Linked DNA regions of Homo sapiens: region 1 is linked to region 2. A link is an interaction called in ENCODE POLR2A ChIA-PET data of the cell type or tissue named here. Cell type or tissue: GM12878. All regions are shown on one strand.

Region 1 (5,000 bases), 220 kb after region 2:
AAAAAATAAAAAATATTCCTTCCTCATTTTTGTATATTAATATTGTATATAAATCTACATACCTTTCCAATAGCTTCAGTATGATGCTGTGTACATATCTGAAGTCTGCTAACCCAGTGCTGTCGCTCTTTTGCATCTGTAGCTGTTAAAAGAATGTAAAAATTATTTTATATTTATTTATTCTGGAACACAATTAATTGCCTACAGTATGAAGATCAGATCACTGAAAAGCAGATACTGGTCTTACTCTCACTAGAGCAAACTTCCCTGACTGGAGGGAGGCAGGAAAGAGGCCAAAGCACCAACGTTGTTAGGGAACACAGTAGCTGGATGTAGTTACTTCATTAAAAGGAGAAATTACATGCAGTGAGGTGAGGATGAGAGACTGACATGTTGCAACTCATAAAAATAGGTTCTTATTTAAAGAAATAACCCCTTAATTATTTGATGTATAATCAATACTTTCAGATCTGCAGGAGCACGCTCACTTAGGATTACCATTATACTTTGTGTATTCATTAAATAAAAAACTTCTACACAAATTAAATTTATCTTAACAGAAGTTATACGTTATTTTAATGAATGACATTATAATAAATCCCAATAATGTACATTAGTTACTGAAAACTGCAAAAAGGGCACGTAAACTAAACCAAGTAAAGGGGTGAAATACATAAAAAATATCATTTAAAGTCTATGTTTCTAGATTTTCAGTAATCAGAGTTTCACCTACACCGTTTTTCAGAGGGGCCAGTCCTAAACAAACATACATTGTCCCACTTGAAAACAGTTACTTATTACAAAAGATTTCATAAATTCTCAAAGCAGTTCCAAGGTTCAGAATATTGTATTTACATCACTGATGACAGCAGTTTCTATTTCCAAAGCCCATATGAAAGCATGTAAGACACCAACTTCTCAAAAAAAGAGGAAAATCACAGTATTAATTCTCATATTTTGGTCATACCTCTGAGTTTATATTGTTCCCCACTGGCAGCGTTTACAGTGAAGGTGTGAGAATCCTCATCACTGGGTGATATTACAGCTCCTGCAAGCTGCAAAGTTCCTCTAGGTTTCTGATTTCTAGACTGTTCATTCACAAAGTACTCCAACAGCCCAGCTTCATTGTTTAAAACAAAAAACCTGTAATGATTTTTTAAAATCCATAATTTGTAAACATTTTCCCTCAGCAAACTAAAGCAAAGCAAACTTCAATCACTTACACATTTCAGGGTTTTGCTCTTAAAAATAAAATTTAAAAGCATTTCAAGAGGTACCTGGAAACACTACACTGAATTTTCCAGCAGGGAAGATTACTAAAAATCGAATGAGTTAGGCCAGGCGCAGTGGCTCACGCCTCTAATCCCAGCACTTTGGGAGGCAGAGGCGAGCGGATCACCTGAGGTCAGGAGTTCGAGATCAGCCTGGCCAACATGGTGAAACCCCATCTCTACTAAAAATACAAAATTAGCCAGGTGTGGTGGTGCATGCCTGTAATCCCAGCTACTCGGGAGGCTGAGGCAGGAAAATCGCTTGAATCTGGGAGGCAGCGGTTGCACTGCACTAAGATCGAGCCACTGCACTCCAGCCTGGGCAAAAAGAGCAAAACTCCGTCTCAAAAAAAAAAAAAAAAAAAAAAAAAAATTGAATGAGTTTAATAAAAGATATAATAAACCCTTCAGCTGAGGGAGAGGCATTTATTAAGAGGCCTATCAGTTAATGCACAAAAGGAAGCAAAGATACCATATCCTTTCAGAGACAGATTTTTCCCCAGAATTCATTAACAGAGGGTAAACTGCCAAAGGACAAATGGTAGTGAAAATTTTTCTTTAAAATTCACCGGAAATAAATCAAAATATGAGCTCTGAGGTTAAGGCAAGATATACTAGGCAAGATATGCATTGTGATTTAAGAATTAGTGAAATATACAACAAGAATAACAGGGTAAAAAAGATTTTGTGAATGAATCATTAAATAAGTCAAAACTAAAGATTACTTCTCCTGTTTAAAAATGAAAAAGCTGCAATTGGAGATGCTGAAACATAAGGACCTTGAAACTAAATGATGAAATGCTGATACACTCTGGAAAAGAATTTGATGAAATACTAATACACTTTGGAAAAAAAAATTCTGATTTGGTTCTAGATTAACTACTTTCAAAAATACATTTCAGAAATTCCAATTTAAGTAGTGTAATAATTTTTTTTTTTTTTGAGATGGAGTCGTGCTCTGTTGCCCAGGCTGGAGTGCAGTGGCACCACCTTGACTCACTGCAACCTCTGCCTCCCAGGTTCAAGCGATTCTCATGCCTCAGCTCCCAAGTACCTGGGATTACAGGCGCCCACCACCATGCCCAGCTAATTTTTGTATTTTTCGTAGAGATGGAGTTTTGCCATGTTGGCCAGACTGATCTCAAACTCCTGAACTCAGGCGATCCTCCCGCCTCGGCCTCCCAAAGTGCTTGGATTACAGGTGTGAGTCACCTCATCTGGCCCCTTTTTAAAAAAGGAACGCTAGGCCAGACACGGTGGCACACACCTGTAATCCCAGCACTTTGGGAGGCCAAGGCGGGTGGACTGCCTGAGCTTAGGAGTTTGAGACCAGGCTGGGCAACACGGTGAAACCCCGTCTCTACTAAAATACAAAAAACTAGCTGGGCGAGGTGGCGTGCACCTGTAATCCCAGCTACTTGGGAGGCTGAGACAGAAGAATCACATGAACCCTGGAGGCAGAGGTTGCGGTGAGCTGAGATTGCACCACTACACTGCAGCCTAGGTGACAGAGTGAGACTCCATCTCAAAAAAAAAAAAAAAAAAAAAAAAGTAACTCTAAAAAGGGCTGGATGAGTTGAGATTGCTTGAATCCAGGAGTTCGAGACCAGTCTGGCCAACATGGCAAAACCCTGTCTTTACAAAAAAAAATACAGAAATTAGATGGGTGTGGTGGTGCATGCCTGTAGCTCCAGCTACTTAGGAGGCTGGGGCAGGAGGATGATTTCAGCCCGAGGTGGAGGTTACAGTGAGCTGAGATCATGCCACTATACTCCAGCCTGGGCAACAGAGCAAGACCCTGTCTCAAAAATAATTAATTAATTAATTAATATAAAATAAAAAGTAACTCTAAAAAGTTTTAAACTTTTAAAATTCATGTTGGGTGGCCAGGTGTGGTGGCTCACGCCTGTGATCCCTGCACTTTGGGAGGCCAAGACGGGTAGATCACCTGAAGTCAGGAATTCGAGACCAGCCTGACCAACATGGTGAAACCCCGTCTCTATTAAAAATACAAAAATTAGCTGGGTATGGTGGCGCATGCCTGTAATTCCAGCTACTCAGGAGGCTGAGACAGAAGAATCACTTGAACCCCGGAGGCAGAGGTTACAGTGAGCCGAGATCATGCCATTGCACTCCAGCTGGGTGACAGAGCGAGACTCCGTCTCAAAAAAAAAAAAAAAATTCATGTTTGGGTTTGGAGAAGTCTGGCATTCTACGTTAGCCTGTTCTATAATAGAACTTGGTAGACAATTTGATCCCGTTTAATATGCCTGCCCCACAACTACAATTCTATAAAGTATTTGAGATAGCTGGTTTTCCTGCTTCCTGACAGCTTGTGTGACCCTTGGCTGGTTACTTAACCTCTTCAAGATCCCAGAGAAGCTGTGAATCTGGCATAAGATGGGAACCTAACACAAATGTGTTTGCTGTCTCCAAACCCCTATTTCTCTTCCCCTAAGAACCTAACTTCTGCAAGTATACAATGCCCAAGCCAGGTAACAAGTGATTCTAATCCTCATTTAATAGTAACATCTGAGGCATTTAGAGGCTGCTACTTGGACAGATGTCAACTTTTCCCACCCTCTAAGAAGAAGTCACCAAACTTTTAGAAGCTGTGGGAAATCCTTCTCTAAAAGGTTTCCCAGCCATGTCTGTCTAAAGTAATATCAAAATATAAAATTATTGGGCCCTATTCCTGCTCTCTTAGGAGAGACTGATGTGACACAAATAATCACACTTACCTGTACTGCCACCCAGTGACAAGGTTGGTATACTTCATTAAATAGCCATACACATTTTCCATGTGATCACTATTTCAAAATGAAAAAGCCAAAGTTAGTAAAAATTAGAAGAAATCCCAGGAGGATAATGGTACAATTTTCAAAATAGCTGCAGATACATATATGCTCTATAAATGCCTCAAATTTTATTGAGAAGTAAAATGTATAGGTCAACAGAGGCATTTAATCTCCCAAATTTCATATCTATAGGACTTCATCAATTTCCTCAAAACAAGTACAATACCTCATAAATTATATATTATTATAAATATTCCAAATGTAAAATCATTATACAAATATAAAATTACATAAACATAAAACAAATATACTATAAGTATTATAAGTGGGATGGCCGGGCACAGTGGCTCGAACCTGTAATCCCAGCACTTTGGGAGGCCAAGGCAGGAGGATCACTTGAGGTCAGGAGTTCAAGACCAGCCTGGTCAACATGGCGAAAACCCATCTCTACTAAAAATACAAAAATTCATCGGGCGTGGTGGTGTGTGCCTGTAGTCCCAGCTACTTGGGAGGCTGAGGCAGGAGAATCACTTGAACCCAGGAGGTGGAGGCTGCAATGAGCTGAGATCTCACCACTGCACTCCAGCCTGGGCAACAGAGTGAGACTCCGTCTCCAAAAAAAAAAAAAAAAAAAAAAAAAAGGGCTGAGTGCAGTGGCTCACACATGTAATCCCAACACTTTGGGAGATCAAGATAGGGGGATCACTTGAGCCCAGGAGTTTGAAACCAGACTGGGCAACATAATGAGACACTGTCTCTCTTTATTAAATACGTAAAATAAATAAATAAGAATAATAAATAAAGCCCACAACTAGAGGAAAGAATTCTTCTGTAGAAATACAGCCACTTGGGTTTCTGCTAGAGTTCTTATACTTCCGGCCCAGGTCGCAATCAAGTTGTTTATTTCAGTTATTTTGAGATACATTGCTTA
Region 2 (5,000 bases):
TATAGAGATATCAATTAGATTACAAATAACTTTCATAGGTTTAAATCATTTGGGAGAATGTTATTCTCAATACATCAGATCAGGGTTTTGTCAACATCAGCACTACTGACATTTTGCAGTGGATAATTTCTTTGTCATGGGGACTGTCATATGCATTGTAGGAGGTTTATCTACCCACTAGATGCCAGTGGAACCCCCTCAGCGTGCTGACCAAAAATGTCTCCAGACGTTTGACAAAATCACCTCTGGTTTGAGAACTATTGCATTCGATTTAAAATGTCCAGGGTTTCCAGACAAGGGAAAAAGAAGAAGACTGTTTTTGTTTTGTGATATAGGAGGAATGGCATAAGAAAAGACAGGAATGTTTTCCAGCAAAACAAAAGGTCGGGCTGGGCACAGTGGCTCACATGTGTAATCCTAGCACTTTGGGAGGCCGAGGCAGGAGGATAGCTTGAGGCCAGGTGTTTGAGACCAGGCTGCTCAACACAGTGAGACCCCAGTCTCTATTTAAAAAAAAAAAAAAATTGCAACTCACATACTAGAAAAAGGTACCCTCTTGTATGAGGCCTAATGAAAACATTAATTAAATATTGTTGTGTGTGGCTAATGTAGTAACAATGAGAATAAAAGTATATAAGCTATGGGGAAATCCATAGGTATTCCATCCATGCCTTGTAAAGAATCCTCAATAAAGAGGTCCAAACGTTTTCAACAGAGATTAATGACATTAACTTAATTCCTCTTCTCCCTAGCATTTCAAGGAGGCTAAAAGTGCTCAAGTTACTTACTCCCTATTCTAACCACTGAGAACACTCGCATGAAAAATATATCTTCCCCCCGTTAAAAACCATAAGCATCTGCCTGTTGTAATCAAATGTAAATGTGGTACAAATCCCACTAGAAGTACCACTGGGTAATATACTCAAGTCCTCTGTTTTTAAAGAAAGGCCAAAGAAATCCAGTGTGGAGAAATTACTTTTAAATGTTTTAACAGAAAAGTAAACGTTCACACGTTCATTTTTTGGCTCAGCCCTATTTTCCACCAAACAGACAAACACCCAGTTTCCTTAGTCTATTCTGGGATTGGTCACCAGACTGGGCATAAGAGACCCAGAGTCTATTCCAGCTCCAAAACAGACTGGTAATCTCAAGCAAATTATTCACTCAGGTTAAGGTTCTATACCTGTATCATGCTAACAATACTGAAAATCTGCCCAGAAACAAGCACAGAGAAACCCAGGACTTCCTCCTGCACCCAAAGGACAACTGCAAATATATTTTTAGATTTATTAAATCTAAAAATCTGAATAGGATTTTATTTATAGCAACATTTCAACATACTTGAAATTTCCAAACTGAGTGGTGCCTTTACCACTGCCCTCTATAAAATTAAGAAACGCTCTTGTTTAATCACACCATGCCTAATTTTGCAAAATTCTTCATGTAAACTCAACAAATCACAATTATTATATAAAACAAAAAGCTGTTTTAAATGCAAGCTGTTGGAAAGAGCTTCAACTTTTGCATTTCCAACTCTAGCTTTCATTCTACTGCACAAGTAGTTCTTTCCTGGCATCGTAAAAGGTGTTTCACAAAGTCTGGAGAGCAAAAGTTTGCCCCACAGCCCAATTCTGGAAAGGCCTTAGGATTGTTCTTACCACTAGACAAGCAGGGTTTTTTAATATAAGGATACAGGTGTACATTTTTTGCTCTTAATACCCAGTAAAAAGCTGTCTAGTAAAGCAAGTTACCTGCTGACCTTTTCACAGACGTGAAACTGTAAACACAATGCAGTTCAACAGAAGATTTGTAAAAGAGGAATAAGAAGAAAAACGGGTGTCCATCATCAGCCTTCGGCGGCCCCCCCGCTGTCTGGCGGACACTTGTTAGTGGCTGCGGAGAAGCCACTCACAAAGTTTCCCATCCCGTTGAGGGAAGGGGTCCTGACTGCGCCAGCGGGGCAGGCCCAGAAGGCGCGGTATCTGGGAGGTCCGGCCGCCGCAGACGACCCCGCCGAGGCCCAAAGTGCGCCAGCTTCTCCGCGCCCCTCCGCCTCCTCCTCCTCCTCCTCCCTGCAGAGGGGCGCACGCGCACAGACACACGCACGCACGCACGCACTTACACACAAAAGGAAGTCATGGAAGGTGCTGGTCCCTGCATACAGGCACACTCGCGCGGGACACACACACACCCCCCAAAAAGAGGCGTGCGGGGTTCGCCAGACGGTGGGCAAAAGCCCGTCCTCCCCCCCTTCCAGGGCCTGCTCACTTCAGGGAGCGCCCACTCGCCCAGCCACGGGCCAAGAGCGCACGGACCCAGGCGGGCGGCAGCCCACCCGCCACCACGCAGCTCCACTTCGCTGTTCCACAGCCACCAACCGCACAGCCGGCACAGTCCCGCCCGCGCAGCTGGCCCAATCGGGCCTGGGCTGCAAAAGCCCAGGGAATATGAGGGCTCCCTACTTCCAAGTTTCTTTAATAAAAATATTACATTTAATGATGCTTGTCAATATCCTCACCTCTACAAACCAAGGCCTGTTTAAGCCCCTTTCCTTAAAGAACCAGTTATCAATAGTATCCAACAAAACGCTGCAGAACACAGCTTTGTATTATCACACAGCCTGACAGTAAGAAATCTCTTTCAGTAGCCTCCGCCTTAATCCTTCCTCTTACTCTAACTTTTCCACACCCTAATTTACTCATTTTAGTTTTTTCTTGCCTTGCTTGTTTTATATTGTTCCCAAAAGAAATCTTCTCTAAACCATCTTTCCATTTTACTTTTCTAATACTTGAAGTAACAAGCTTCATAAATCGGACCGGCGCGGGGACTCAGGCCTGTAATCCCAGCACTTTGGGAGGCTGAGGCGAGCGGATCACGTGAAGTCAGGAGTTCAAGACCAGCCTATCCAAAATGGTGAAACCTCATCTCTACTAAAAATACAAAAAATTAGCCGGGTGTGGTGGCGGGCACCTGTAATCCCAGTTATTCAGGAGGCTGAGACAGGAGAATCGCTTGAACCCAAAAGGCAGAGGTTGCAGTGAGGCGTGATAACGCCACTGCACTCCACTCTGGGCAACAGAGCAAGATGCCATCTCAAAAAAGAAAAAGAAAAAAAAAAGCTTCATAAATCACTTCCATGATATCTCCCACTTTAGCTATTCAAAATCTCTCCACAACTTTTATAATTTTTTATCAGCTCCTACCAAATCAATACATAAATAACTTTCTCAAACACTGCGTTTTTCTTGTCTGTTCTCATTTCCTCAAAGCTAACACTCTCCAACTTACACAAATTTGCCCCAAACTGCCATCAAAGTTTGTGCATCTATTCCAGAAGCCCCTATGGCTACAGAAAAATCTGTTTCCTAGGCTCGTCCCCAAAACCTTGAAAATGACCTTTCCAAATATTCTGTAACAATTCATTTAACTCATTCATAACTCAAAACTAGTTCCACTACTAGTCCCACTTCCCTTAAAACTAATTATACAACCTAATCAAATAAACAAATTTTAATATTATATGTATCTACACATACAGGTGTGTACATATGACAAGTACACATATACAGGGGCCTGCAGAACAGCAAGTGTGCATTTCATTCTAATCTCTTGGATATTGGCTCTTCTCAATTTTACAGGGAAAACTTCTCCATGCCACCCTAGATGTTCAAAGGTCAAACCCCTGTATTGTGAAGACATTTATCTATGTTGAATTAATATAGTTATCATTTAAAACACACTTCTCTCCATGTCTACTATAATCCTTCCCATCACCTTCTTTAAGATACTCATCATTGGCCTAACCCACACAATCCACCCAAATATTCAGAATATGCTCTCCCTCAACAAGGTCCAGTCTGAGGCACATCCTAAAAACAACTCTAGACTGAATCAGGCAGGGCTGCTACATGATGGTACAGCCAAGTTTCATGAGTTGAGCAAAGTGAGAACCCTGGGCCCTCTCAGGCCTTCAACACTCTGAGTCTCCAGAGATCTTTCATTATTAAATTTGGTGGCTAAACAGATGTAGAAGTTAAGGCAGGAAGAAAGTGATGAAAGCCCAGGGCTAAATCCTGGAACTAATCCTGAAGCAAAGCTACACTAGGATGGAACACCAATACTACGTATTTTGTGCCTTGTCATATTTTTCTCACTGCCATTTCATGTTTCTACATTAAATATGCTTTCTCTCTCTCTCTCTGAAACATGAACATCAAAAACTCTGATATGGGCCATGCACAGTGGCTCATGTCTATAATCCCAGCACTTCAGGATTATTAAAGTCATTATAGACAAAAAAGAAAGTAAAGAGTCCACTTTAGTTCCCTTAGGACATCTCATTCTTACCATGTGCCCCATTCTTCCACATTTTACCCGAATCTCTTTACTTATGCAAGTTTTTGCCAGTTTTTGCAAACAGAAAACATGATGTGGTTCTCAAGCACACAAATAGAGATCTCAATGTCTCTATCACTGACAATATTTTTTTAAAAGCTGGCATGACATACTGCCACCTTTTATCATGGGTGGCATAGACTGTTCTTATTTGCACAGAGAAAGAATAGGTTTCTGACATCAGTTATTTCCTGCTCACTTCAGCGAGCGCCCACCTGCCTGCCCTGCCATGGGCCAAGAGCACACAGACCCAAGTGGGCGGCAGCCCACCCGCCACCATGCAGCTCCACGCCGCTGCTCCACCAGCTGCTAAGTGCACCGCCAGCACAGGCCCGCCCATGCAGCTGGCACAACTGGGCCTGGGCTGCAAAAGCCCAGGGAATACAAGGGCTCCCTACTTCCCAGTTTAATAAAAATATTACACTTAATGATGCTTGTCAATATCCTCGCCCCTACAAACCATGGCCTGTTTAAACCCCTTTCCATATGTTCTCTCCATATTTTCTCTGCTGCAAGCTACTCTCTCCTCTCTTATGCCTACAACTTCAACTTCCTCATTCATTTCCAGTCCATCTATTTACCAGATCCTATCAGCTTCTCCATGT

Evidence for each region. ChIA-PET counts read pairs that join two places held together with the same protein. Peaks named below come from ENCODE experiments on the same cell type or tissue, not always from the same donor. Only the 100,000 strongest peaks of a DNase experiment are listed, where the experiment ranks them.
Region 1: POLR2A ChIA-PET joins it to region 2 with 5 read pairs; 3 of 35 experiments call an interaction of 5 or more read pairs at or near these places.

Annotation. Positions count from the first base shown.
Region 1 is chr3:125,578,898-125,583,897 of GRCh38, forward strand. OSBPL11 (oxysterol binding protein like 11) reads right to left here. Exons shown (of 13, transcript NM_022776.5): 2 at 4,013-4,081; 3 at 968-1,143; 4 at 63-142. Among named protein-coding and RNA genes, the nearest start is that of OSBPL11, 14 kb to the right of the region's middle. RefSeq lists an enhancer at 724-868 and a cis regulatory region at 789-802. In GM12878, a CTCF peak has its summit at 4,035 (motif pointing left); no DNase peak of the experiment used is centred here.
Region 2 is chr3:125,355,218-125,360,217 of GRCh38, forward strand. All of the region lies in intron 1 of ZNF148 (zinc finger protein 148), which reads right to left. Among named protein-coding and RNA genes, the nearest start is that of ZNF148, 18 kb to the right of the region's middle. In GM12878, no CTCF peak of the experiment used is centred here; a DNase peak (open chromatin) is centred at 2,107; H3K4me3 peaks cover 2,765 bases; H3K27ac peaks cover 1,837 bases.